2 separate regions of the Homo sapiens genome follow, and region 1 is linked to region 2. Evidence: chromatin contacts called from ENCODE Hi-C or POLR2A ChIA-PET data. All regions are on one chromosome and are shown on one strand. The core of a region is the stretch at or near the end of the contact, and the rest is flanking DNA. Distances in the headings are between cores, read along the strand shown. Region 1 holds the start of LNCATV (lncRNA negative regulator of antiviral signaling). Region 2 overlaps LOC107985465 (a long non-coding RNA gene).

Region 1 (2,700 bases), core at 198-2,697, 400 kb before region 2:
AGCCCACAGTCCTGGAAGCAGGCCTGGTGGCACAGGCCTGGGTATGGAGTGTCAGTGGTGGCAGAAGAGGGGAGTCACTGTTTTCTTCATTAGTTAATGCCTCTCCCCTGGAGGGAGGGCAAGAGCTATGGTCTACACAGCCAAAGTGAGAGGGTGGTTGAGCAATTCTCCAGCAAACTCAGGCAAAATCAGGCAAGCATATTTAGGCCTAGAAGTCCTGGTTACCACAGCCTAAAGTGATAGGGACAGAAAGTGAAAGGAACAGAAAACCAGTCTGTATTTGTTTTATGTGAATTTTGGAGCAATGGCTTTTCCAAAGGAGGAAAGAAGAAGTTATTCTTTTTAAAACACAGTTGAAGAAGAGGATGCTTTTCCTATGGACATAGTAGGCCATTTACCAACGAGTTATTAAGATAAAAAATACCTACTGGGCCTGTGTAGGAAGCCTGGAATTCTCTTACTTTATTGTATTTTCCTCTAAGGATATATTGCGTTATTCCACAACAGGCTGGTCATAATCTTTGAGAGATTTACTTCTGAGACTTTTTGGTGTGGCTTCATTCACACTTCACATTTCCTAAGAGAGACAATTTTGGCTACTTTGAAAGAACCCTCCCTCAAACATAAACATCACAGCATCCTGACTTTAGAGTGTCTGTCTCAACATTTCAATGTTAGAAGGTTTATTGGAATGCAGACAAATAAAATAAGATAAATAAAATCTCAGTGTGCTTAAACTGAGAGCAGGTTCTTTTTTGGAAGATGTGCGTGTGTGTGTGTGTGTGTGTGTTGATGAGCTAAGTGTTGATTATAACCCAAAAAGACGGAAAGTGTGAGATTAGATAAGTGTCTGCTAGATCCATTATTGCTGTGTGCATTCTGTGAAATGGGCTTAGAGTTCACTGGTTGTAGCTGCAGGATAAAGTTCACTTGTTGTTTATTCTCAGTCTGATTAGGCCACCATTGAAAACAGAATGTGAACTACTGTCCAGAAGCCCTCTGTGAACTTCAGGTCTGCCTTAGGAGGGACGCTTCCAGCGAGGGAGCGCGTGATGAAGTCTGCAGGCATTGCTGGGGCAACGCTAAGTGGCCGCTGGCCAGGGTAGAAGTTAAACCAGGAGATGGCTGTCAAATGCAGTTGTTAGGTGTGGCACATCTTTCTCAAGCTGCTGAGCTGAGCAGGAAAGAGAGACGTTTGTTTATGGATTTATCTCATCTATAAGACACTCTTATTAGATGAACTCTATATCAGTTCTATGTAGAACTCTGTACCAGTTCTATAAGGCACTCTTTAATCTGAATCTTTTTATTTGCTCAAGAGAAAAATAAGTCTGACTTGCATCCCATTGAAGATTTAGATTGCACTGTTTACATCTTTCACCTGCGCCGCGGTAGCGTCCTCTACCGATGCTATCCTACGTTGATTTTTCCAGCAACCTGGGAAGCAACCTCATAGGTGGTTTGGGATGTCTTTTGGCTGTGCTTAAAAATTTCCAACAGATTTGCTACACATCTTAGGATAAATATGTTTCCTGTGAATTGTGATGATTTCTTACAGTACATTTGCAAGCATGTGTATGCATCTGCAGGAAACATAGCCTGGCTCTGTGAAGGAATACTGCTGTGACCGCAAAACTGTTTCTGTAGAATTTTCTCCGGTGTGGTCATCCTGCCTTCAGGTCAGTGAATAGATGGTGTTTGGACAGCGTCTGGCACAGATACTTTAACCTTAAAGCTTAATGTATAACTGGTATTTTTTCCCCCTTCTGTGTCAGCAATTGGCAACGGGACACTGTAAATAAGGATTCTGGTTTGTAAATGGACGTCTGTTCCTCCAGGGGAGGGGAAGGCTGGAGTAAGCAGTTTTGAAATTCATGCTGCAAGTGATAAGATAATTTGAGTAACCTGTAAGACCTGTGGATTCACAGGTTTCAAAAACAGGAAAGTCTCTTGTTTGAAAACCCTCTAAAGCAACATGTGGGCTTAGAAAAGAAGCCGGCTTGTGGTTTGGTGATTGTACTTCCTTATTGATATAATGGCCGCTGACGCAAGGCCTCCTGGGATTGCAGCGCGGTGACCGCAGGCCTGACGGTTACCCTGACCGGGTTCTGAAACAGCCCGGGGCTTTCAGCACAGATGAGAAGTCTAAAAATTTCCCTTTTCATTTCCTCTCTTGTGTGACTTTGTCATTTTTAAAAAAACTGGTCACAGAAAAGGGAATTTTGCCCATGCTTTTAAGGAGTTTATCTCGACTGAGTAGCTTCCCCGCCACTCCTCTAAAATCCCTCCTCAAAAACCCCAAGTTAAAAAAAAAAAAGATCTATTCTTGTAGATTTTTTTTGTGTGGGTCTATGTTTCATTCATCTGCTTTCAGGCTGGATTTATAACAAGCAGAACTTTTAAAACGGTATGATTTTAAAATAAAATTAAAAAAAAAACACGCTGAGATCTTTCCATAGCTTTGGCTTCTGGGAGTTGAAAGCGCAGGTACGTGCTACATCTTCTGGAAACCTAACCCTCGCACGCCAAGCGGGAGGCTCTTTTGGTCAAATACTCCCAGGACTTATGCTTGAGTTCTGAAATAAGTGAAAGCAGATGCCATTCCTGTGCGACATAGCTAACTGACCGCAGCCCAGAAAGTTCTGTTGGCTAGCTGTGTGGGGGCTGTCTTAAGCCCTGAAAACATTCTGCATCAGAACT
Region 2 (2,700 bases), core at 24-2,523:
AGTAAATGCTGGAGTCTGAACTAAAGCAATGCCCCCTGATGCCTGACCTAAAGTACTTCCTACTACAGTGTGAATTAGAGCAGGTGAGCATTGGAGAGCAGCAGGTAAAACAGTAGTGGAGGTGAGTTAAGCAGGATTATGCTGCTGACATTTCTAGATCCTTGCCAGAGGCCAAGTGTCCAGTGACCTCTTCTTTATTTCTTACTTTATAGTTACTATTATCACCCATTTTATAGAATAGGAAACTGAGGCCTAGAATGATTAACTTGCCAGCAGGGGCACCCACCTAGGAGGCAGTGGAAGCTCTCCTTTAGGACCTTGCTGAGGCATTCGCAGAATAAGCAGGTTCCTTAGTGCTCTGGCTAGACAGGATTAACGCTTGTTTCTTTTGTCATTGCACTTGCCTAGTGGGCTGTCCAGCTCATGGTTGGCACTCAGTCTTTTCAAAGAACAAATGTCAACCATGACAATTGATGAGGAAGAAAGCAGAAAAATGTAGAACTCAGACTCCACCAAGATGTATGTTAGTTGGAAGTTATAGATAAGTTTCCCTCAAATATATAACTGTCACTATAGCCACTATTTTATGAATTAGATGCCTCACTTCCAGGCAAACTTGGAACTGATTTTTGTTGCAAGAATGAACTTAGATCTACCTAAGACTTCACCATTCTCATTTTTTACAATTCAGAAATTTCAAAATAATAAGCGTATGCTAGGTCATCTGTAGACCTGTTTCTCTTTGTTACTCAATCCCACAGTCTGACAGTCTGCTCTGAATTTCTGTAGGCTGTATCATTCTGTACCTGCAGGAGAGCGGTGACTCAGCCTGTGGAATAACTCCCTTTCCCTCATTATGACATGTCACCTTTATTTCATTGCTGTGGCATGTTTCTTGCCCTGTGGCTGAAAAACAAGGCAACCCAGTCAGGAAACCAAAGCAGATTCTCTACTTCTGAGTCAAAGCGTGAGGTCTGCCAATCTAGACCTGGAAGACATGCTCTTACACCTTGCCTAATCCTCCAAGGAAGTTGTTTTTCTCTTCTTCAACCCCATCCCTTCCCTCCCACCAAGCCCCTAAGAAGGCATAACCATGGAGCTATTTTTACCTGAAAAATAAATCCAGGGGACGAGATCTTTTAGGTTGCATTTATCAAAACAGTGAATGTTCAGATTGTTGGCTTATTTAAAAATTAAATATTTGTTTCTGCAAGGATTGATTTATCTGGTGTTGGTAGTACTGGGTTACACACTAGGATTCTATGAGTTACACACTAGGATTCTATGACTACATTGCAGCTGGATTGTCAGGCTGTCTGTGGTCATAGAGACAGCCTGGATAATGAATGAATAGAAATGTCAGGGCTTCGAGATTTTCGAGCCCCCTTTCCTTATCTGGAAATGGGGATTAAAAAATAACTCCTTTTTAGGTTTGTTGTAAATGAGAATATATGTAAAGTACATGTAAGAAGATATCTCTTATCTCTATCAAAGTAATCTTTCCTATTGACTTGCTGTGTAACCCTCACCACGATACTGGTTTCTGCCTTAATTGTCCCAAATGATAAAACAGAGATAATTGTATTTGCCTCTAAATCATGTTTTCAAAAACTTGAACTAATGAAAGTATAAATTAGTATAAATTTTCTGGAGGCAATTTAGTTTTATCTATCAAAAAATTATATATGCATGTATGTGTATATATCTCCTTTAATACAATTTTACTTTAGAAATTTGTTATAAGAAACTAATCAGGTATTATTCATAAGTATGTTAATCATGACATTGTTTATAATATGAACAATTACAACAACCTACAAATCCTACAATAGAAGATTGGTTAGGTAAATTATTATACATCATTATATAAAGGAATATCATTTATGTAGTCAGTAAAAATCATGTTGTAGAAGAATATTTATTTTTAGGGCAAATGTGTGTTTTGTAAACAGCAAACAGCCAAAAGGATACACTGGTATTTTTAATAAATAAGAAATGTACATACATACATAGAAAAAAAACACTGGAAGGCACACACTGAAACATTCATCATAATGCTCTTTGGTTGAAATCCAAGTGACTTTTGCTGTCTTCTTTTATGCTTTTCTGTGTTTTACAAGTTTTCTTTATTTCTCTAATTAGAAAAAAAGATCTTAAAATATGCTGTTAGGCAAATCTCCTTTTCAAATGAGCATTATAGTTTAATCCATTATCTCTACCTTTAAAATGCTTTGGAACTACTTAGACAAAACTTTGTAGGCTGGGCGTGGTGGCTCATGCCTGTAATCCCAGCACTTTGGGAGGCCGGGGCGGGCAGATCACAAGGTCAGGAGTTCAAGACCAGCCTGGCTAACATGGTGAAACACCGTCTCTACTAAAATCACAAAAATTAGCTGAGTGTGGTGGCGTGCACCTGTAATCCCAGCTGCTTGGGAAGCTGAGGCAGGAGAATTGCTTGAACCCCAGAGGCGGAGGTTGCAGTGAGCCAAGATTGTGTCATTGCACTCCAGCCTGGGCAACAAGAGCGAAACTCCATCTCAAAAAAAAAAAAAACAACTTTGTAAATGTAGGCATTGAAACAAAGCTGAGAGGAAACAGCTCAAAATGTTGACAATGCTACCTGCATGTCATGGTTCATAGGTGATTTCATGTTTGCATCTTATACTTTGTGTTTTCAAAGTGTCTACACTCTGCATGTAT

The links. Hi-C counts contacts between places; a loop is a spot of excess contacts on that map. ChIA-PET counts read pairs that join two places held with the same protein, here RNA polymerase II (POLR2A).
Region 1: a map of PC-9 shows a loop between it and region 2 (6-fold over the local background). The contact joins the promoter of LNCATV here to the enhancer-like site in region 2. A Hi-C loop is called at or near these places in 1 of 168 maps with a recorded cell type or tissue (PC-9). POLR2A ChIA-PET finds 5 or more read pairs at or near these places in 2 of 52 experiments (WTC11 and activated B cell).

What each region holds. Positions count from the first base shown.
Region 1 is chr1:234,962,746-234,965,445 of GRCh38, reverse strand. LNCATV (lncRNA negative regulator of antiviral signaling) reads left to right here and starts at 1,447. Exons shown (of 4, transcript NR_125945.1): 1 at 1,447-1,679. RefSeq lists enhancers at 1,799-1,848, 1,869-2,168, 1,482-2,681.
Region 2 is chr1:234,563,009-234,565,708 of GRCh38, reverse strand. It overlaps LOC107985465 (a long non-coding RNA gene), which reads left to right. Exons shown (of 3, transcript XR_001737831.2): 3 at 1-1,116. Among named protein-coding and RNA genes, the nearest start is that of LINC01354, 33 kb to the right of the region's middle. Within about 2 kb of position 1,273, at least 10 of the 41 ENCODE cell types and tissues checked have a DNase peak (open chromatin) inside an H3K27ac peak, as active enhancers do; they include PC-9, where a contact is called at or near this core.